2 separate regions of the Homo sapiens genome follow, and region 1 is linked to region 2. A link is a loop called in an ENCODE intact Hi-C map of the cell type or tissue named here. Cell type or tissue: psoas muscle. All regions are shown on one strand. Links, peaks and the distances in the headings refer to the core of each region. The heading gives the core; the rest is flanking DNA.

What was found. Hi-C counts contacts between places; a loop is a spot of excess contacts. Peaks named below come from ENCODE experiments on the same cell type or tissue, not always from the same donor. Only the 100,000 strongest peaks of a DNase experiment are listed, where the experiment ranks them.
Region 1: a loop joins it to region 2, with 2.5 times the contacts of the local background. A loop is called at or near these places in 5 of 110 quality-filtered maps.

Annotation. Positions count from the first base shown.
Region 1 is chr1:31,250,659-31,262,303 of GRCh38, reverse strand. SNRNP40 (small nuclear ribonucleoprotein U5 subunit 40) reads left to right here. Exons shown (of 10, transcript NM_004814.3): 9 at 672-775; 10 at 2,183-2,736. The coding sequence ends at 2,232. Among named protein-coding and RNA genes, the nearest start is that of NKAIN1, 17 kb to the right of the region's middle. In psoas muscle, for the core only: no CTCF peak of the experiment used is centred there; no DNase peak of the experiment used is centred there; H3K27ac peaks cover 4,290 bases.
Region 2 is chr1:31,179,437-31,190,577 of GRCh38, reverse strand. NKAIN1 (sodium/potassium transporting ATPase interacting 1) reads left to right here. Exons shown (of 7, transcript NM_024522.3): 2 at 2,391-2,528; 3 at 5,251-5,331; 4 at 6,564-6,761; 5 at 7,988-8,048; 6 at 8,637-8,718; 7 at 8,866-10,833. The coding sequence ends at 8,875. Among named protein-coding and RNA genes, the nearest start is that of NKAIN1, 55 kb to the left of the region's middle. RefSeq lists an enhancer at 6,302-6,596 and a silencer at 8,715-8,964. In psoas muscle, for the core only: CTCF peaks have their summits at 4,748 (motif pointing left), 6,442 (motif pointing left), 7,913 (motif pointing right) and 8,945 (motif pointing left); DNase peaks (open chromatin) are centred at 4,698, 8,027, 8,727 and 8,977; H3K4me3 peaks cover 1,210 bases; H3K27ac peaks cover 1,605 bases.

The DNA of each region.
Region 1 (11,645 bases), core at 1,540-9,539, 73 kb before region 2:
AGACGATCCACGCACCTCGGCCTCCCAAAGTGTTGGGAGTACAGGCATGAGCCACCACTCCCAGCCTAGACAAGCTGATTTCTCTTGGCCCCTTCCCATTCTAGAATTCAGTATTCCTTCTGCCTGTTAATTCAATGGAAAAGTTGGCTCAAGTGAGTATTAGGTTAGCAAACACTATAAATATTTTATATACCAGACACTTCCTGTCCCTTCTCAGGTCTCTGTTTGAATACAGTACTAAAAAGTTCATCTGGATCAGCAGCCTAGGCTCCCACCCTGCCATGAGTTGGGTTACCTTTTAGATTTCCTGGATGAGTATGAAGTTAACTGTAGCCTAATTATACTAGACACTCTGAAAAAGGTTTTTGTGTGATGTCTGCAGGAAAAACTTTCTTTTCTTCCCTGTGGTGTTTCCCATTTCAGAAGCTTGTATTCAAACATGCCAGTCATGCTTATATTTTTAGTTATTCTTATTTCTCCACCCCATTGCTCAAGAGGTGAGTCCATGTCTTATTCAAACTCTGTGTTCCTAGTTTCTAAAAGCCAGAACATGGTTCAGTAAATGTAAGGTAAGTAAATAATTGTTGCTTCCATTTCCTTTAAAAAGCCATGCCTCTGTCCTACCCCCAGCTCTAAGAGGACTTACCCTTGCTTTTCATGATACCTTACAGGTTTGTTTATGTGTGGGATACCACAAGCAGGAGAATATTGTATAAGCTGCCCGGCCATGCTGGCTCCATCAATGAAGTGGCTTTCCACCCTGATGAGCCCATCAGTAAGTCTGTCCCAACGAGGGGGAAAGGGAAACTGGAAATCTCCCCGTAGGGATCCTGGGAATAGAGAGTCAAAAGCGGGTATCTGTTTTATACGAATTTCCATGCAAACAGCCTTTGGGTGTTTTTGTTGTTGTTGTTGTTGGTTTTTTTGTTGTTGGGTTTTGTTTTGTTTTGTTTTTGAGACAGTGTCTCGCTGTTTTGCCCAGGTTGGAGCAATGGTGCAATCTTGGCTCACTGCAACCTCTGCCTCCTGGGTTCAAGCAGTTCTCCTGCCTCAGCCTCCCAAGCAGCTGGGATTACAGGCACCCACCACCATGCCCAGCTAATTTTTTTTTTTTTTTGTATTTTTAGTAGAGACGGGGTTTCACCGCATTGGTCAGGGTGGTCACGAACTCCTGACGTCCAGTAATCCACCCGCCTCAGCCTCCCAAAGTGCTGGGATTACAGGTGTGAGCCACTGTGCCCAGCTGCAAACAGTCTTTATGTGGGTATCAATGTCAGTCTCACCATTGCTCATAAGTGGTGAGAGTAAGAGCAATGCTCCATTTTCTTCTTGATCTCAAAGGGAAGTTGGTAAGTCTAATTTTTTTTTAAATTTACTTCCATCAAGTCTGTTTCAATGATGTATTTGATTAAAAGAAAGATACTTTTTTTTTTTTTTTTTGAGACAGAGTCTCACTCTTGTCGCCCAGGCTGGAGTGCAGTGGCACGATCTCGGCTCACTGCAACCTCTGCCTTCCCAGGTTCAAGCGATTCTCCTGCCTCAGCCTCCCAAGTAGCTGGGACTACAGGCACCCACCACCACACCTGCCTAATTTTTGTGTTTTTAGTAGAGACGAGGTTTCACCATGTTGGCCAGGCTGGTCTCAAACTCCTGACCTCTGGTAATCCACCCGCCTCAGCTTCCCAAAGTGCTGGGATTACAGATGTGAGCCACTGCGCCCGGCCAAGAATGATACTTTTTAATATTTAGATATAAATTTCAGCTTAAAATTTTTTGGCTGGCTAAACCAAATAATTTCAGCCTTGAATTAAAGGAGAAACTGTAACTTTCTCCAGGGCTAAGTATAACAAGCAGAAGCACATTTACAAAATGACTGGCACAGCCATAGATTCCTCTCTTCTAGAATGACTGGGAAAGTCTTTTTCTTGGGGTTTGACTGACAAGGGATGTCAGTATTTAGTGTCTGATAATGTATTTCCCATAGTACAGTCATCCTCATGATATTAGAGGACTTGGATTGAAAAGCCAGGCTACAATTTCCTGTGGATGGTGTTTAGGAGGGGAATTTAAGCTAAGTCCAATTGCTCTTTTATACCAGAATTGGCTCTTGACACAAGAGCCCTTGAGCACCAAGTCTCCTTGAGCCTTCATTATTTCTAGTTATCTGTTCTTTTTACCTCAGTTATCTCAGCATCGAGTGACAAGAGACTGTATATGGGAGAGATTCAGTGAAGATATGGACTGGAAGACTCCAAGGCCGCTTGTCTTTGAGACCTCAGACTGCATAAGTGATGCCAAATGTTGGATGTCCAGGCTAGCACCCTCCCTTCAGATGACCATTGCTAGCAAGAAACAGGAGGCGGTGGCCATATTCCAAAAACCACTTCTGTCCCATTTCACCAGGATGACTAAGGCAAGCTCCCTGTGGCCTCTAAAAACCACCTGCCAGATTTCAGGGACTGTTTTTTTTTTTCTTTTTCTTTTTTCCTGTTTTCTAATGCAGGCCCAATGTGACAAATTTGTTGGTTGGGATTTTTTTTTTTTTTTTGTAACTGGCTTGTATGATATTTTCTTTCTGTATTTCTCTATATCATTTTGTATTAAAAGCCAAATAGATGCCTTTTTACAAGAGCCATGTGGATTGGATTTATTGCTGTCTTTTTTTTGAGGCTTGATTGCTATAAATCAGAATAGAGCATGATGTGGCCACAGAATACAATTCATTTAAACTTCCAAGAAGCTGCTCACTTGTTTTTTTTTCCCCCCTTTTCTGTGTTTTTAGGTTTACTTACTTCCATGAAAATGACAAAGAATAATTATCAGTAACAATACTTTTTTCCTACTAGAAGGATAGCAGCCAGGAGGTGATAAATAAGTTCTAAAAGAACCTGGTTTTGCCAGACGCGGTGGCTCATGCCTGTAATCCCAGCACTTTGGGAGGCCAAGGCAGGCGGATCACCTGAGGTCGGGAGTTCAAGACCAGCCTGGCCAACATGATGAAACCCCGTCTCTACTAAAAACACAAAAATTAGCTGGGTGTGGTGATGCACATCTGTAATCCCAGCTACTCGGGAGGCTGAGGCAAGAGACTCACTTGAACCTGGGAGGCGGAGGTTGCAGTGAGCTGAGATTGCGCCACTGTACTCCAGCCTGGGCGACAGAGCAAGACTCTGTCTCAAAAAAAAAAAAAAAAAAGAACCTGGTTTTGTGTACTTGCATCTGATCTTTAATGAACAGAGCCCGTATTTACTCTGCCTCCTGCCAAAAGAACTTTTCTGAGCAGCATTCTCTATTCTCAGGCTCCTGAAAGTGGGCAGATTTGGGGCAGTCTTAGCTGGTAGAAATGACATTGCCCAGAATGCTGCATCAAACTCAACTCAAATGGAATGTGAGAATGTTTGGGTGCAACTTAACCGTGACATTATCTGAGACATCTTTATGATTCTGTTTACTTGTCTGGCTTTGCATAAACAGACAGGGACATTAAGAAATGCTATTACTTTCCTCCTACCACTAAGACAGGTTACTGTCTCCCTGGATCACTGGGTGACAACACCCAGCACACAGATAGACACTAGTGAATCTCATCTGGCACTGGGGAGTAGAATGTGTTTTTTCTGAATCTCTTATCTCAGAACAAAGAGATCTTCACAGTTCTAACCTGTTCTGAGCATGTTTGGTTGTATACTTTTGGCTCACAAACCTGAATCATCTATTTATCTTAAGTTAGAGAGAGGATATCTACCCTGGGTTTGGGGCATCATCATTCAACAAACACATCAACCCCTATTACGTGGCAGGCATGACCATTGTTGCTGAAGACAGAGATAAATAAGGTACTGTCCTTGCCATCTTGAGAAGTGCACACACCAGTAGAAAAAACCGTCTCAAATTCATTACTTTTTTAAGTGAGCATATGCCAAAGATTTATACAACTCATCAATGAAGGAACCAGCAGGATGGTAAAGCTTTCAAACCAATTACTTTTAATACAGTGAATAACGTTTGAATAAAGTGCACTGGAAACACAGGAGTAAACAATTTATTTTGCCTTGGAGCATTTAGGAAGTTTCACAGATGATGTGATTATGCTTAGATTGGGACTTGGAGGATGAGTAGGGCTTGCCAGGTGGACAAAGAACATGTGCCTTTCAGGAAACAGCAGGCACAAGCTTGAAAGTGTGGCACATTTTATAAACCAGAAGAACTTGAGGATGATTAGAGTTGGGGAGCAGCAAACAGTAAAGTTACAGAACTGAAAGCCAAATCTGAGAAAGCTTGTACTTCATGTACGTGATCCATAGGTTGAGGTTTCCCAAAGTGCATTGCACAGAACACTGTTTTTCAGATAGTTTGTTAGATATTTTGGGGCATAAAGATCCCATGCTCAAGACCAGGTTAAATAAAGTGAAGCCAGTTTATTTACTGCAGGACTGTTTAGAGCCTTTAATATACATAGTATGGTAGAATCTCCAAAGGGAATAGTGACTTTCAGATTTCTGGTCTGAGCAATATATATATATGGTTATGCCTTTAACCAGGAGAAATTTGGACAAAGGTAGTATGCAAGCTGCTTTTCACACCTCCAGCAGTATCACTGAACACTCCCTAATAATCCTTTTTAAGCACCAGGTCCACATACAGGTAGAACATCTGTCTTGGTCCATTTTGCATTGCTACAAAGAAACATCTGAGGCTGAGTAACTTAGAAGTTTATTGAGCTCACAGTTCTGCAGGCTGTACAAAAAGGGTGGCACTAGCATCTGTTTCTGGTGAGGACCTCAGGAAGTTTCCAGTCATAGTGGAAGGCAGAGGGGGAGCAGATGTATCACATGGCAAGAGAAGGAGCAAGAGAGGAGGAGATGTGCCATGCACTTATAAATAACCCATGAAAACTCTACCACAAGGAGGGCATCAAGCCATTCATGAGGAATACACCCCCTTGACCCAAATACCTCCACCTAGGCCCTGCCTCCAACATCGGGCATCAAATTTCAGCATGAGATTTGGAGGGAACAACTATCCAAACTATATCAGCATCCCTAATCCAAAATCCTAAATGCTCCAGAATTTAAACTTTGAGGGCCCATATGATGCCACAAGTGGAAGATCCCACACTTAATCTCATGTGACAGGTCGCAGTCAAAACTTTGTTTCAGCTGGACACTGGCTCACACCTATAATCCCAACACTTTGGAAGGTTGAGGTGGGAGGTTCACTTGAGCCCAGGAGTTTGAGACCAGCCTGGGCAATATAGCAAGACCTCATCTCTACAAATAATTTAAAAGTTAGCCAGATGTGGTGGCACACACCTGTGGTCCCAGCTACTTGGAAGATTGAGGTGAGAATCGCTTGACCCCAGGGGATCAAGGCTGCAGTGAGCTATGACCATGCCACTGCACTCCAGCATGGGTGACAGAATGAGACCCCATCTCCAAAAAAAAAATAACTTGGTTTCATGCACAAACTATTTAAAATATTTTACAAAATTATCAGGCTATGTGTATATGAAACAAATGAATTTTGTGTTTAGACTTGGGTCCCAAGATATCTCATTATATATATGCAAGTATTCAGAAATTGGGTGCAATGAGTCATGCCTGTAATCCCAGCACTTTGGGACGCCAAGGCGAGAAGATTGCTTGAGCCCAGGATTGCTTGAGATCAGCCTGGACAACATGGCAAAACCCTGTCTTTACAAAAAATACAAAAATTATCCAGGTGTGGTGGCATGCACCTATAGTCTCAGCTACCTGGGAGGCTGAGGTGGAAAGATTGCTTGAGCACAGTGGGTGGAGGCTGCAGTGACCCAAGATCCTGCCATTGCACTCCAGCCTGGGTGAGAGTGAGATCCTGTCTCAAAAAAAAATAGTAAAATCCAAAATCTATAACACTTATGGTCTCAAGTATTTTGGATAAGGGATATTCAACCTGTACTTGAAAACCGGTCCAGTCCCTTCCACCCACCCTCATCTTTTCTTGGGTTGGAATACAACAGGGCTTCAACCTTGACACTGCCCTTTTAAAAGCCTACCAATCCCTTGAGAAGTTGGCAGTGATTGGGAAGAGCCAAGACCCTGGAGACTGTGAGGGCTTTCCTCTAACCTCAGCTTCTTCAGTCCCCCCTCAGGTGCCTTCTTCAAGAGGCTGGGTAGAAGCCATTAGCAGGAAATAGCAGCACCATTTAGAATTTGAAGAAAATAGAAGCCCCAGCCTGGGGAATAAAGATTTGCGTATAAAAGATCCCCAGAGGGTGCAGATTGTATTCTCACTTTGGGAGAGAGAGATTGCTCCCGAATGAGTAATGGCATCCCTGATTTTCAGTTAATTTCCCTTTATGACTTCCACAATCTCTAGCACTTAATACTGTTGGCACTTAAAGAGCCAAATTTCTTTTTTGCTGCGTGGCTGAGTTTTGTGGGTTGAATTTTTAGGGAGGCAGATTTTCAGGTTATTTTTCCTTTTTTTTTTTTTTGGCCTCCCTGATATAATAACTACCTTTTCTCCTAGTCAGTAGCCCTAATCCCGTTCAGTCCCAACCCCCTAAACAGTTTATTTACAGGCCAGCCCATCAGAACAAAAATTGGTACTGTCTTCCCTCACCTACTTCCCCTGGTTGTTCAGGGATGGTCGATCCCTTTTCAGGTTAGAGAAGCTAATCCCTGAAGACCTTCATGGGCCTAGTGAAGTTATGCAAGGATGAGTCCTGTAGGGAAGCAGATCCAAGCCTCCAGACGTTGTCTTCTATTTCAAGTAAATAGGTAATAGGCAGAGTTGCTGGTTTCAAAGACAAGAACAATCTTTTTCAGGGATTGGATCTAATAAGCTAGAAAGAACAGGTAAAGGCTTATCAGAGTTGCTTCTTCACAACAAAACTATTTGCTTCTTACTAATAGACTAGAGTCTGCCGCTTACTAACATCTCAAAGTAGAAGAATGGGAAACTGAGGTAAAAGAGAGCTCTGAGCAATTTGGAGCCGTAGGCAGTTGAGCCTTAAAGAAAGGTTGTCAGGCCATTTGGGTTAGGACAGGATTGCTTTTTCCAAGAGTCTTTGGGGCTTGACAGCTGATGTCCCAGGAAGAGGGAGGAGCCTGACTTAAAATGGACAGCCCTGTTCCTGTGGAACCAAATGATGCCAGGTCTGAGCTCTTAGCCTCTTAGCCTGCCCTTTGATCAATTGTCTGTGAACCCCAGACACATAATGATGCTCCTCTGAAAGAAGCCTGCATGGATGGCCATCCTCTGCATCAAGCCCGGGGATGTTCCAAACTCTTTCTTCTAGGCTTCAACTTCTTTTCTTCAATTGACACTGCAACCCACCTAGACTCTTGCATTCTTTTTTAACTTAGATCTTCTAGAGCAGTGCTTCTCAATCTTAGGCAATTTTGCCTCCCAGGGAACAATTTGACAATGTCTGGAGCTATCTAGAGGGGTGCTACAGACATATAAGTGGGTAGAGGCCAGAGATGCTCAAAGAATTAACTGCTTTAGGATGTCATGAGTGATGCTTTTGAGAAATCCTGCTCTAGAGCAGTGATTCTCAAAGTGGGGTCCTGGATCAACAGCATCCACAACTTGAGAACTTCCTGGAAGTACAGTTTCTAGTGCCCCACCAAGGCCTGCCAATTAAATCAGAATCTCTGGCCGGGCGCGGTGGCTCACGCCTGTAATCCCAGCACTTTGGGAGGCTGAGGCGGGCGGATCACGAGGTCAGGAGATAGAGACCATCCTGGCTAACACGGTGAAACCCCGTCTCTATTAAAAAATACAAAAAATTAGCCGGGTGTGGTGGCGGGTGCCTGTAGTCCCAGCTACTCGGGAGGCTGAGGCAGGAGAATGGCATGAATCTGGGAGGCGGAGCTTGCAGTGAGCCGAGATTGCGCCACTGCACTCCAGCCTGGGTGACACAGCAAGACTCTGTCTCAAAAAAAAAAAACAAAAAACTATCCTGGCTAACACGGTGAAACCCTGTCTCTACTAAAAATACAAAAAAATTAGCCAGGCGCGGTGGCAGGCGCCTGTAGTCCCAGCTACTCGGGAGGCTGAGGCAGGAGAATGGCATGAACCTGGGAGTGGGGCTTGCAGTGAGCCAAGATCGTGCCACTGCACTCCAGCCTGGGCGACAGAGCCAGACTCCGTCTCAAAAAAAAAGTTAATTAAAATAAATAAATAAAATAAATCAGAATCTCTGAGGTGGACATCAGATTTTAAAGCCTCCTGAGGTGATTCCAGTGTGCAGTCAAGGCTGAGAACACTGGTGCTGGCCATGGCTAGAACTATAGTCAGGAGGGCAGCATAAAGCCAAGTTAACTTCTCCTTCAAGAAATTTTGGGGGAGTAAAGTGTTCAGTAGTCTGTGTTTTAGCAAGCCATCTGGGAGATTCTGGTGCAAGTTTGAGAACCACTGTTCTACAGGCTCGGAAAGTTTTAATCTTTCCTAGGAGAGTGCTAGAGCCTTGTCCTGTTTACTTATTAATAGTTGTCCTTGGCCAGGCATGGTGGTTCACCCCTGTAATCCCCGCACTTTGGGAGGCTGAGGCGGGCGGATCACCTGAGGTCGGGAGTTTGAGACCACCCTGACCAACATGGAGAAACCCCATCTCTACTAAAAATACAGAATTAGCCAGGCATGGTGGCAGATGCCTGTAATCCCGCTACTCGAGAGGCTGAGGCAGGAGAGTTGCTTGAACCGGGAGGCAAAGGTTGCAGTGAGCCGAGATCGCGCCATTGCACTCCAGCCTGGGCAACAAGAGCGAAACTCTGTCTTAAAAAAAAAAAAGACAAAAAAAAAGTTGTCCTTGGCCAGGCCCCAGTGGCTCACACCTGTAATCTTAGCACTTTGCAAGGCCAAAGTGGGAGGATCACTTGAGCCGAGGAGTTCAAGACCAGCCTGGGCAACAAAGCAAGACCCCCATCTCTACAAAAAAATTTAAAAAAATTAGCTGAACGTGGTGGCATGCACCTGTAGCCCCAGCTGCTTGGGAGCTGAGGTGGGAGAATCACCTGAGCCCAGGAGGTTGAGGTTGCAGTGACCCGTGTTTGCGCTACTACACTCCAGCCTGGATGATAGAACGAGATAGTCTCAAAAAAAATTATTTGTAATTTTTAATCTTTTTAAAAAGAAATTTTACCTTGAATCTCTGATCCTCCAACTTTTTACTTAAAAATTTTCAAATACAGGCCAGGCGCAGTGGCTCACGCCTGTAATCCCAGCACTTTGGGAGGCTGAGGCAGGCAGATCACAAGGTCAGGAGATCGAGACTACGGTGAAACCCTGTCTCTACTAAAAATACAAAAATTAGCCGGGCGCGGTGGCGGGCACCTGTAGTCCCAGCTACTCGGGAGGCTGAGGCAGGAGAATGGCGTGAACCCAGCAGGCGGAGCTTGCAGTGAGCTGAGATTGTGCCACTGTACTCTAGCCTGTGTGACAGAGCGAGACTCCTTCTCAAAAAAAAAAAATTTCAAATATAAAAATTGAGAGACTAATGTACTGAACATCTGTATGCCACCTAGATTCAATAATTCAAAATCTTTTCACTGTCACACACATGTATGTACACACATACATATTTGACTTTCACTGGCCATTGAAAGTAAGATGCAGACGTACTCCATAATAATTTTCTTTTCTTTTCTTTTCTTTTTTTTTTTTTTTTTTTTGAGACGGAGTTTCACTCTTGTTGCCCAGGCTGGAGTGCAGTGGTACAATCTTGGCTCATTGCAACCTCCGCCTCCCATGTTCAAGCGATTCCCCCGCCTCAGCCTCCCGAGTAGATGGGACTACAGGCACGTGCCACCACGCCCAGGTGATTTTTTGTATTTTAGTAGAGATGGGGTTTCACCATGTTGGCCAGGATGGTCTTGATCTCCTGATATTGTGATCCACCCACCTCAGCCTCCCAAAGTGCTGGGATTACAGGTGAAAGCCACTGCGCCCGACCCTAATTTTCTTTTTTTTTTAAGATAGGGTCTTGCTTTGTTGCCCAGACTGGACTTGAACTCTTGGGATCAAGCAAGTCTCCCATCTCAACCTCCTTAGTACCTGAGGCTACAGGTGAACACCACCACACTGAGCTCAAACATCATAATTCTTTACTCCCAAATATTCTTAAATTAATATATATAATATATTATATATATGTTATATATATTGTGTATATATGTTATATATATATTGTGTATATATGTTATATATATTGTGTATATATGTTATATATATATTGTGTATATATATGTTATATATATATTGTGTATATATATGTTATATATATAGTGTGTATATATATATATATGTTATATATATAGTGTGTATATATATATATATATATTCCAGTAAGCATCTCCTAGGAATGTTCTCTATTACCATACCTCAGAAGATTAAAAACAATTTCCTAATACCATCTAATGATCATACCAGCACCAAAAATGTCTTATAGCTATTTTTCAATCAAAGATCTATCAAGTTTTATATTTTGGCTATTCTTTCTAGTGTCTCAATCTGGAACAGTCCCCTGACCTTTTTTCCCAGTGAAATTGACTATTTAAAAGTATGTGGACCAGGCGCGGTGGCTCACGCCTGTAATCTTAGCACTTTGGGAGGCCAAGGCAGGTGGATCATTTGAGGTCAGGAGTTCGTGACCAGCCTGGCCAACATGGTGAAACCCCGTCTCTACTAAAAATACAAAAATTAGACAGGCGTGGTGGCATGCACCTGTAATCCCAGCTACTCTGGAGACTGAGGCAGGAGAATCGCTTGAGCCTGGAAGGCGGAGGTTGCGGTGAGCCAAGATCATGCCACTGCACTCTGGTGGGCGAGAGAGTGAGACTCTGTCTCAAAAAATAAATAAATAGGCCGGGTGCGGTGGCTCACGCCTGTAATCCCAGCACTTTGGGAGGCCGAGGCGGGCGGATCACGAGGTCAGGAAATCGAGACCATCCTGGCTAATACGATGAAACCCCGTCTCTACTAAAAAATACAAAAATTGAGCCAGGCATGGTGGCAGGCACCTGTAGTCCCAGCTACTCGGGAGGCTGAAGCAGGAGAATGGTGTGCACCCAGGAGGCGGAGCTTGCGGTGAGCAGAGATCGCGCCACTGCACTCCAGCCTGGGTGACAGAGCGAGACTCCATCTCAAAAAATAATAATAATAATAATAGTAAATAAATGAAATTTAAAAGGTACGTGGTTTTGTATGTTGCTTCATAATATTGTTGTGCTTGTTTTATGTTGATAAGACTCTGAGACAGAGTCTTGTTCTGTTGCCCAGGCTGGAGTACAGTGGTGGGATCGTGGCTCACTGCAGCCTCAACATCTTGGGCTCAAGTGAGCCTCCCACCTCAGCGTCCCAAGTAGCTAGGACTACAGGCACGTGCCACGACACCTGGCCAATTTTTCATTTATTTTTTGTAGTAACAGAGTCTCCTGATGTTGCCCAGGCAGGCCTCAAACCCCAGGGCTCAAGCAATCCACCCACCCCAGCCTCCCAAAGTGCTGGGATTACAGGCATGAGCCACTGTGCCCAGCCAATAAATGTTTTAAATGACTTAGCATCAACTAAAATGGATACTCCAGGAAGATTTACTAACTACATTTACCCTATGCTTTGTGTCTTCTCACTTACTTGTTTTAGACCAGTTATCAATTCAA
Region 2 (11,141 bases), core at 3,142-11,141:
TTTACACCTCTTGACTCCCTTACCAGTGCCAAGATGGGAAAAGGTGGTGCCAAGATGGGACAGGTGGCTGAGAAAGGCCTATTCTGCCACCAACCTGCTGTGTGACCTTGGACAAGTCACTTCCCCTCTCTGAGCCTCATGTTCTCTTTCCTCAAAATGAAATAATGATTCCAGCTCTGCCTTTCTGCCAAGGAGCATCCAGTGAGAGATGAGCTTTACAATCTGCACATCCCTGGGAGGGGAGTCACCGACAAGAGGCAGGCTGGTGCCAAGTGGGTAAATGCCAAGGTTGGGCCTGGCACCACCAGGCTTCCCTCACCACCTTACCCAAGCCTGCAGCTTCCTTGGTCTCTGCCCAAGCCTTGCCATCTGTGTGGTAGCATCAGCTCCACCTCCTCCTGCCTCCCTGCCTGGAAAAAGGCTTCTTATATCTTCTCACTTTATCTGAATATTCCCTCCCCCTCCCCAGCCAGACCCTCTTCTCTCCTCTTCTGTTGTAGTTAGGACTCTTTGTTGCAAATGACAAAAATCAGCAGGACAAGGAGGGAGAACCAGCTTTAGGCATGGCTGTATTCAGAGGCCTGAAAGATGGCTCAGGACATTCCCTTGTGTGTTCAGTCTTCCTCCCACACACACTCTCTCTGTACCTTAGCTATGGCTTTCTCCTCAGGCGGGCCATCCACCTGAGGTGGCCAAGGCAGCCACCAACAGCTCCAAGCTCACACCACACCCATTCAGGTATCCTGGCAGGATAGCAGCTCTGTTCTGATTGTTCCAGCAAATATCTAGGGTGATTCTCAGGGGCAGAGCATGGGGTGAGCGCCTATCCCTAAATTCATCATTGTCTTTGATTATTTGGCTAGACTTGGCTTACCTGCCCACCCCAGAAACTAGAAATGAGTCAGCCCCACTCAAGCCATGTGGACAGAGTGGTAGGAGGTGGTTCTTTAAAGCAAAATTTGGCTGGGCGCAGTGGCTCACGCCTATAATCCCAGCACTTTGGGAGGCTGAGGTGGGTGGATCATTTGAGGTCAGGAGTTCAAGACCAGCCTGGCCAACATGGTGAAACTCTGCCTGTACTAAAAATACAAAAATTAGCTGCGTATGGTGGCAGGTGCCTGTAGTCCCAGCTACTCGGGAGGCTGAGGCAGGAGAATTGCTTGAACCTGGCAGGTGGATGTTGCAGTGAGCTGAGATAGTTCCACTGCACTACAGCCTGGGCGACAGAGCGGGACTCTGTTTAAAAATAATGATAATAAATATTTAGAAATAAAAAATAAACGACCATTTTATTTAGTTCATGATTCTGTGGGTCAGCTGGGAGATTCTTCTGGTCTGGGCTATGTGTCTGTGGTCAGCTAGTGACCCGGGGTGATCTAGCATGGCCTCGCTCACATGGTTGATGGCTGATGGGCTATTAGCCGGGGTGCCTTCGCTCTCCTCCCCGTGGCTTCTCATCCTCCAGCAGGTCAGCTGGGGCTTGTTCACAAGGTGGTCTTGTTATAAGTGAAGCAAGTTGGCAAGCTCCAATGAACGCCGTTTTTTTTTTTTCTTTTCTTTTTTTTGAGACGGGGTCTCACTCTGTCGCCCAGGCTGGAGTGCAGTGGCATGATCTTGGCTCACTGCAACCTCCGCCTGCTGGGCTCAAGAGATTCTCTCACCTAAGCCTCCCGAATAGCTGGGACTACAGGTGCGCACCACCACACCTGGCAATGGTTTGTATTTTTTGTTGAGACGGGGTTTCACCAGGTTGCCCAGACTGGATGCATGCATTTTTCAAGCCTTTTTCAAACATGGTTTGCATTGTGTTTGCCAAAGTCCCTTTAGGCAAAGCAAGTCGCATGGGCAAGCACAGCATTAGTGTGGAAGGGCACTACTGAAGAGCATGGAAATAGGAAGAGGAGGATTCGAGGCCAATTTTGCAATCTATTCCAGCTCCTTCAGGGAAGGGGAGTGAAAAGCATTCCTTCTCTGTAGCCCAGGAATGCCATGGGCCAGGGCAAGCTCCAGATGGGGATCCTTGGAAGAGGTGACTCGGGCTCCAGGACTTCCTTGCCCTCCAAGGCTAGGGGTGGCAGTCTGGATTCTGATCCCACCATCTTCTCCACATGGAGAAGGTGCAGGAGCTTGAGCCGCTAGAGGGAAGGGCCTCCTTGGCAGGGAGGAAGGTGTTCTGAACCCTCACTCCTATCACCTTTCAGCCCACCCCAAAGTGATGATCAGGCTTAAGGACCCCCCAGCATCCCTTTGGTAGTGAAGGACTGGATTGTTCTGAGGCTTATGCCTCATCACCATGGTAACTGGTGCCACCTGCTCCCCAAGGTCAAGCAGGAATCCCTGTCCTTCCCTTTCAGGGGGGTGACAGTGGCCTCAGCCTGTCTCTTCCACAGGTGGCTGCGCTGGAGCGGCAGATCTTTGACTTCCTGGGCTACCAGTGGGCTCCCATCCTAGCCAACTTCCTGCACATCATGGCAGTCATCCTGGGCATCTTTGGCACCGTGCAGTACCGCTCCCGGTACCTCATCCTGGTACGGCTCACCTAGCCCCTTCCCAAGCCAACTCCTCTCCTCACCCCTGCCCACTCCACCCCTCCCTGCTCCTCAAAACCAGAACTGCCCCCCAACACTGGGGCACTGGTCTTGGCTCCACCCAAAACAAGATGGGGTGAATGTGCACAGCCCCATGCTTCTTTGCTCAGAGGAGACAAGGGTTTTTTTTTTCCTGAAGAATTTTTTAGGGAAATAATCCAAATATAAACAAAATGGATCATGTAGTGAGTGCCTGGCACGTGCCAGGCACGCTGCGAAATTTCACATGCTTCATCTCATGTCTACAATAGCCCTGTGAGGTAGATCTTAACAGCTCCATTTTCCAGATGAGGAAACTGAAGCTCAGAAAGGTTGCGAGTCTTCCTAAGGTCACACAGCTAATGAAAGCAAGGCAGGATTAGAACATCAGATCAACAGTGAAGGCTCCTGCTGCGGCACCACACGGCCTCAGGAAGGGGTGGGCGCAAGGACACAGGAGGGATGGGCTTCATCTTATTTAGTTTCTCAAGAAGCTTCAGGAAGGCTTGGCATTTGTCTCTCTTGCCCGATGTACATCAAGGATGTGTTCTGGAGCAGCTAGTGTGGCTTTGAGGTCAGTGCCTCCCTGCACTCCAGCCCCAGGAGTCTGGGTCTCTCTCCTCCTCCCCGACAGCCTCTTCCCAAGTCCTGGTCCCTGATAGTCTCTGTCAAACTCCTGCTTTCAGCTAGATTCACCCATATTCCCTGCTGTTCCTCAGTGACCTCTTCACATGGCTCTCTTGAGGGAAAAGGCTTTTCACTAGATTTACTACATACATGCTTGACACCTACAATCACAATGACATGCAATGTCATGCTGCCTCCAGAGCCCACACACACTCATTCTAGGACTTCTCTCCCCACCTCCACAGGCTCAGTTCCCAGAAGCCAGGTGAACAGGACCCTAACAAGGCTCTCTCTCATCTGACATAAGAGAACACTTCTCTCCAGTTCTCAGGAAAGCCCCAGACACCACTGTCAACAACACTATCTGCCAGGTGACAGCCACTAGAATTGCAGGCACAGGACTTGGGTAGAAGCATCCAGGTCTCAAATCGACCCTAACCTCCTCTCCAGCTCACTACCGTGGGTGGAATGCTGTTCTCCCCAGAGGTGGCCACATTCGGGATGTGGGAAAACTGAGGGGCCCAGGGGCCTCAGTGCTGACCTAGCATTGCTGCTCCAGCATTGCTGCTCCCAGTCCCTCCCATCCCAGCCCTCTCCTTCCAGACAGATGGAAAGATTGCTGGAGCGGGGCACATTGACCTGTGTCATTCAAGTACAATTTATAGAGCAAGGAAGGGAGGGAGGAAAGTGATGGAGTGAGGGCATCCAGGGCCCAGGCTGGACTCCCGTTCTATGCTTGGGGTCTCAGTTTGGTCTGCTCACCCCAGCCTTTCTCCAGGCCCCATCCATGATCCTGCCTCCACCTGCCCTGGTTCCCTTATACCCAGACTCCAGCCACAGCCATGTGAGAAGATGTCACACACATACTCAGGCACAAGGCTGCAGGATAACCTCCTGTCTCTTTTGGTCTAAAGTTCCCAGCATCCACTGCCCTCCAGCCTGGGTGACAGACCAAAATCTTGTCTTAAAAAAAAAAAAAAAAAAAAAAACACAAAAGAATTAAGACTTTTTTTTTTTTTTTGAGACGGAGTTTCGCTCTTGTTGCCCAGGCTGGAGTCCAGTGGCATGATCTCAGCTTACCACAACCTCCACCTCCCAGGTTCAAGTGATTCTCCTTCCTCAGCCTTCCGAGTAGCTGGGATTACAGGCATGTGCCATCATGCCTGGCTAATTTTGTATTTTTAATAGAGACAGGGTTTCTCCATGTTGGTCAGGCTGGTCTCAAACTCCCGACCTCAGGTGATCTGCCCACCTTGGCCTCCCAAAGTGCTGGGATTACAAGCGTGAGCCACTGCGCCTGGCCTCTTTTTTTTTTTTTTTTAAATATGGGTTTTCTCCATATTGCCCAGGCTGGTCTTGAACTCCTGAGCTCAAATGATCTGCCCACCTCAGCCTCCCAAAGTGCTAGGACTACAGGTATGAGCCACTGCACCTGGCCCATTTCCTATAGTCTTAATGGGTTCATCCAGCTATTCTGTGCTAGGCATTGGCATTGCAGTGGTGAGCCAGGCAGTCAGAGTCCTCGCCCTCTAGTGGCTTACCACCTGGAACATGTTTCTGAAAGTGTCATCTGAGTCACAATCTCCTAGGGATTGCTTAAGCAATCCCTTTTAAACATCCCTAGAAATTCAGAATCAGTAGGTCTAGAGGTAGGACCCAAGAATCTGCATTTTTGACAAACATCCTTGAATGATTCCAGTATTCTAGAGACAGCTGGTCTAGAGGATGTTGTTAGCACAGTGGATGGGATTAGCTATCAGAGAACTTGATTTGAGTGGCAGCCCTACCTCCTCCTAGCTGTGTGATCTTAGAAACCTTAAACTTCCTTTCAGTTTTAAGTTAGTTCTCTCTAAAAGAGGGCAGTGCTGACCTTGCAGGGCTGTTGTAAGGCCTGATGGGTGTGTAAATGATTTGTAAGCTACACTGTGCTCTCTGAGTGAGGTATTCTCATAATTTCCCCTGCCCAGATCTCCTCATCCCTGAGCTCTGTCTCCATTGACACTCCCCATCCCCCACTCCCCAGGCCCCACCCTGATCCCACCTCTGCTTTCCCCAGTATGCAGCCTGGCTGGTGCTCTGGGTTGGCTGGAATGCATTTATCATCTGCTTCTACTTGGAGGTTGGACAGCTGTCCCAGGTAAGCCTCAGACCTGGCAGTGCCATAGGGCAGAGCCTGACCATTCCCATCCCCTGCCCTAAGGGTACTGTGGTATAGGACCAGAGCATCATGTCTCGAAGAAGTCTCTCTCTCCTTACATGCCCAAATAATCTGTGTGCCCCATTTCCTACTTACACAATTTATTTCTGGCTTCCTCAAACACAATGATGGAGCAGATAAGGCTGAAGAGCAGTCCATGTGAAGATGAGCCAGGGGTCCCAGTTGATCACAAGCTCAGTAAAAACCAACAGTATGTGGGAGCCCAGAAAGCTACTCTTAGGCCCCGCTAATAGAGGTAGAGTATTCAGAGCAAGGGAGGTGAAAATGCCATGCGCTTTGTAGTGCTTAGACCACAAAGATTTGGGTTAATTCTGATCAATATTTTTCAGAAGGGAAAGAGACTAGTTAGAGTTTGTTCAGGGAAGATTGAGCAGACCAAGAAAGTAGGACTGTTTCGCTTGAATAAGAGCAAGCCCAGAGAGACACAACTTCTATTTTTAGATATAAAAGAGGCAAAATATGTGAATTTAAGAGCATTGGCTTTGTAGTTTGACCCTGCTAGATTCAAATCCCAGCTCTAAAACCTTCTAGCTGTATTACCCTGGGCAAGTGGCTGATCCTCTCTGAGCCCCAGTTTCCTCATCTAGTAAGTGGACATAAGAGCAACTGCAACTTCATGTGGTTGCTGAGGGGATAAAATAAGGTCACACATCTGAGTGCTTGGCCCCTGGTCGGCAGGCAGTGAGTATTTATCTGTTGAATGAGTGACTGCATGGATGGGCACATGGGTACACACCCTGGGTAAGAACTTCTGATCTAGGCCAGCCCCTTCTCCATTTAACAAATGTGGAGACCAAGGCCCCAAAGGAGAGGTTCGCCCAGGGTCGCACACAGGGGGAGCAGTGGAGATACTGAATGGGCTGTTAAGGGGCTGGTACTGAGGATTTCACCTGTGGCTGGGAAATTGTTAATGTTCCTTCCAGCTCTGAAAATTCTGAGGCCCCTGTGAGTCCACACAAACCCCTTCCCATCTCAGTGACAAAAGAGTGAGGCCTGTGTGGTCATTAAGTGCCACCTGTTGGTCAAATATGGACTTGCAGGTGCAGGCTCCCTGAATCCCTTCACCGATCAATATAGTCTTCCTGGGCTGGGGGAGTAGCTCCCCCCTCCCTCTCCCTCACACTCAGTATCCCAGGCCCCTTTGCCCCCAGGACCGGGACTTCATCATGACCTTCAACACATCCCTGCACCGCTCCTGGTGGATGGAGAATGGGCCAGGCTGCCTGGTGACACCTGTTCTGAACTCCCGCCTGGCTCTGGAGGACCACCATGTCATCTCTGTCACTGGCTGCCTGCTTGACTACCCCTACATTGAAGCCCTCAGCAGCGCCCTGCAGATCTTCCTGGCAGTAAGTCCTTCTGTCCCCCACCCTACACACACTTCCCGATCCCTTTCTTTAGCTCTGGTTGAGGGGATGGGTTGGGCGCAGTGGCTCACGCCTGCAATCCCAGCACTTTGGGAGGCCATGGCTGGTGGATCACCTGAGGTCAGGAGTTCAAGACCAGACTGACCAACATGGAGAAACCCCGTCTCTACTAAAAATACAAAATTAGCCAGGCATAGTGGCACATGCCTGTAATCCCAGCTACTCAGGAGGCTGAGGGAGGAGAATTGCTTGAACCCAGGAGGTGGAGGTTGCGGTGAGCCAAGATTGCACCATTGTACTCTAGCCTGGGCAACAAGAGCGAAACTCCATAAAAAAAAAAAAAAAAAAAAAAAAAAAAAAAAGAGGGAATGAACCTAGGTCTTCCGCCTGTCTGTCCTTTTGTCTGGATCTGTTTCCATATCCTGTACCGTCTTCCCTCACCGCTGCCCCAGCCCCTGTGCAGAGTGAACAGGTTTAGTGAGTAGGATGAGGCATCAGACTATGAATCAATCCTGGGTTTAAGTGCTCAATACACCCACTATGTGACTTTGGACAAGTCACCTGCCTTCTCGGAGCTTGTTTCCTTATTCACAAAAAAGAATGACAATACCAGCCTCAGAGTTGTGAGAATAAGAAAGTGACCCCAGTGGGCGTGATGCCTCATGCCTGTGGACCCAGCTACTTGAGAGGTTGAGGCAGGAGGATCACTTGAGCCCAGGAGGTTGAAGCTGAAGTGAGCCATGATTGCAGCACTGCACTACAGCCTGGGTGACAGAGTGAGACCCTGTCTGAAAGAAAGAAGGAAAGGAAGGGAAGGGAAGGGAAGAAAAAAAAAAGAAAGAAAGAAACTCCAAGATAGGAGTAGTTCCTGTTTCTAGAAGGGCCAGCCCTGTCCTAGGCACTTTGTACCCACAAAGTCACATAATCCTCTTTCTTCTTAACAAGCCATAAGGTATTGCCCAAGTCCAAGTGGGAAAACTGAGGCTCAAAGAGGTAAAATGATTACTTGTCTCAAGTTACACTTTCAGAAGAGTTAGACCATGTATGTTTGACTTTAAGGTGAAAACATTTAATTGGAAGTTGTTACGGTTTGCCTTCATCCTGGCATGCCTCCTCCCTTGCCAGTCAGAGCGTACAGGGCCCGGCAGGGGGCGGAGGAAGAGGTTCCCACTCCTCCTTCCTCCCTGACGTGTCATCTCCACTCCCAGCTGTTCGGCTTCGTGTTCGCCTGCTACGTGAGCAAAGTGTTCCTGGAGGAGGAGGACAGCTGTGAGTAAGGCGCCCCTGGGGAAGTGGGGAATCTGGCCCTGCGCCTTCAGCACCCTGGACAGAGGCCTGTGACTGGCCCCGGCGGGAGGGAGCCCAGGGTCGGCCACGGGCCCCTTTCGAGGGGAAGAGGCGGCTGGTATGGAAGGCTCTGCATACCAGCCCGTTCCAGGCTGGGGTCCAGACGTCCAGGTGCCCAGTCCCTGGCCCCAGCACCCCCTTTCCCCAATCTCGCCCCACCCCATCAGAGGTCTTGTCCCGTTTAGAGGCTCTAGCCCCGCCCCTGAGAGCCTTCTCTCCCATAGGACTGCCCGGCCTCCCAGGCCCAAGCCTTAAGGACTGGGGCCTGACCCTCAGCTGGCCCGGCCTCGCCGCCTCCAGACCCCCAGAGGCCCATCCCTCAGGGTCCAGCCGAAGCCCCGCCCCAGGCCCTGCACGGGGTCTGACCCTCGCCCCTCCCCTCCTCATGGCTTCTCTGGCTCCGCTTCCTAGGGTGGGAGTCCTGCCCTCAGATTCTTCCCCTTCAGGACCCAGTCTCCCTCTCCTCGCCCCCGCCGCCGATCCCTAACATGCGCCGCCCCTCTTCCGCAGTTGACTTCATCGGCGGCTTTGACTCCTACGGATACCAGGCGCCCCAGAAGACGTCGCATTTACAGCTGCAGCCTCTGTACACGTGGGTCACGGCCCCCTGCTGGCTTGGGGAGGCCTGGGCGTCGGGGTTGCGAAAAGGAGGGGATGGAGGAGTGGGCAGGGCAACCGGGTCTCTCCGCCCCCATACTTTTGGGATCCACTCTCCCTAACCTGCCTTTGTTTCCCGCAGGTCGGGGTAGCCTCTGCCCCGCGCCCACCCCGGCGCCTCGCCCTGGGCTGACCGCAGCTGCCGCGAGCTCGGGCCAAGGCGCAGGCGTGTCCCCCTGGTGGCCCGCGCGCTCACTGCAGCCTGTGCCCAACCCCGCGTCTGCATCTGGAGATGCGGACTTGGACGTGGACTTGGACTTGGACTTGGATTTGAGCTTGGCTCTTCGCAGCCCGGACTTCGGAGGAGTGGGGCGGGGCGGGGGAGGGGCACCACGGGTTTTTTGTTTTTTGTTTGTTTGTTTTTAATCTCAGCCTTGGCGTGAGCTGGGGCCTTCCTCTCTTCTCCAGCCTCTCCCTTTCACTCTTCACCCAGCATCCTGCCCCCCTGTCCAAAAACAGCAGGACATCAGACCCATCCCATCCCACCACACTCACTCACCAGCTCTGGGGAAAGCTACTGTGAACTAGGAGCAGGATTCCTGGGTTCTAATCGCAGGTCCATCACTGACTGTGACGTCTAGCAAAGCCCTTGCCCTCTCTGAGCCTCGGTTTCCGCACCTCAAGTAATTAATCCCTTAGCAAATGGACTCTTTTAGACTTCTCATTTAACTCAATTCCCTGAGCTAGACTGGGATTAAAATTCTCATTTTGCAGTACATTAAAACTGAGGCCCAGAGATGTGATTTGCTTGAGGCCACACAGCTAGATTTTTGGTGGAAGTGGGCCTTGAACACAGTGTACTTTCTGCAGTTTCTGACTGTAAAACCCAGTGTCTGCTCTCTGAGTTCCATTTCCAAGCCCCCCTCCATCTTGGACCTATGTGGTCTCCACCATATTCACACACCACCACCACCACTTGCCAATGCCTCTCTTAAAGCAATATACCCATTCGTTCTCTTATTGGGAACTGGATGGATGAAGCCCCAAATTCAGCCCCACCCACAGAGAAGCCTTCCTACACTCAGCCTCTGTCCACCCTTGGCAAATCTTTCAAGCTCTCTCCTCCAGGAAAGTGGGGCCCCAACTCAGTCACTCCACCCCCTTCCAGGTCCCTGAGGCTGGTTCTACTGTATCCCCATCACCTCCACAACTCCACTCACCCCTGACGGCTCCATCCACCTCACCAGTTGGAAGGCTTGTGGTTTCAGAGAGGAGCAATGCTGGTCAGCGCTGCCCAGACTCCAGTGTTTACAGATCACCAGCATTTACAACCAATCCAATGGCCAGAAGCCTCCTCTAACAAGCCCAGAAGGAGTTCTGAAGGGGCAGATGGGGGTGTGAGTAGTCGGGGAGTCGGGATTGCCAGCACCCTCACCCTTCCTTGGGGGCAAGTAGAGGTGAGAACACTTTCCCCACCTCCCTCCACAGACACTCCTGAGGACGCTGCATCCCACGCACTGCCTGGTGCGTCCATAGAGAGAGGATCAGGTCTCAGCATTTCATCTGTGAAAGAGGCATGGCCCTGGGTTAGAAAGGAGGGCAGGAGACATGGAGGAACTGGGGGGCACCCAGATGGTGCAGATGGTTTGCACACCTGAGCCTGTCTGTGGTGACCATTCCGCTCCTCTCCCACTACCCTCCAATCTATCATTCCCTACTCTCTAAGGCCAAAATATCCTGAGCAAGGCTGGCAACCCCACCCCACCATCCCAAATGCAAGCAGCCAGGCCCAGGAGTTCCTCTGGCCCCCACAGGCATGGAGCTCCCAGCTGGTGGGTACAGCTTGAGAGGGGGGCAGCTCCCTCAGGCTAAGCTACTGCCCTTCACTGGGCCAGCCCTGCCTCCAGCCCTCACCTCTCTCACCCCAACTCTCCCCCAAGCCCCTTTCTACTCAACGGGTGTAGCCACTGGTGCTTTGAAGCCTTTTGTTTTTATAAGATGGTTTTTGCAAGGGGACCAGGTTCTCTTTTCACTGGGACCTTGCAAGGAGGGGAGTGCTCTCCTGGTTTCTGTGCAGGCGGGTTGATTAAAGATGGTGTTTTCTTCTCTATCTTCCTGTCCTGCCCATTGGGTCTATAGAACTTTCTAAGTGAGAAGTCCCTGCATGAGGGCAGGCAGGAATGATTTGATGTTGATGTTATCAAATATTCCTGGGGTGGCCAGGCACGGTGGCTCATGCCTGTAATCCCAACACTTTTGAAGGCTGAGGTGGGCAGATCACGCGAGGTCAGGAGTTTGAGACCAGCCTGGCCAACATGATGAAACCCTGTCTCTACTAAAAATACAAAAATTAGGCAGGGCCGGGAGGCTGAGGAAGGAGAATCACTTGAACTTGGGATGCAGAGGTGGAGTGAGCTC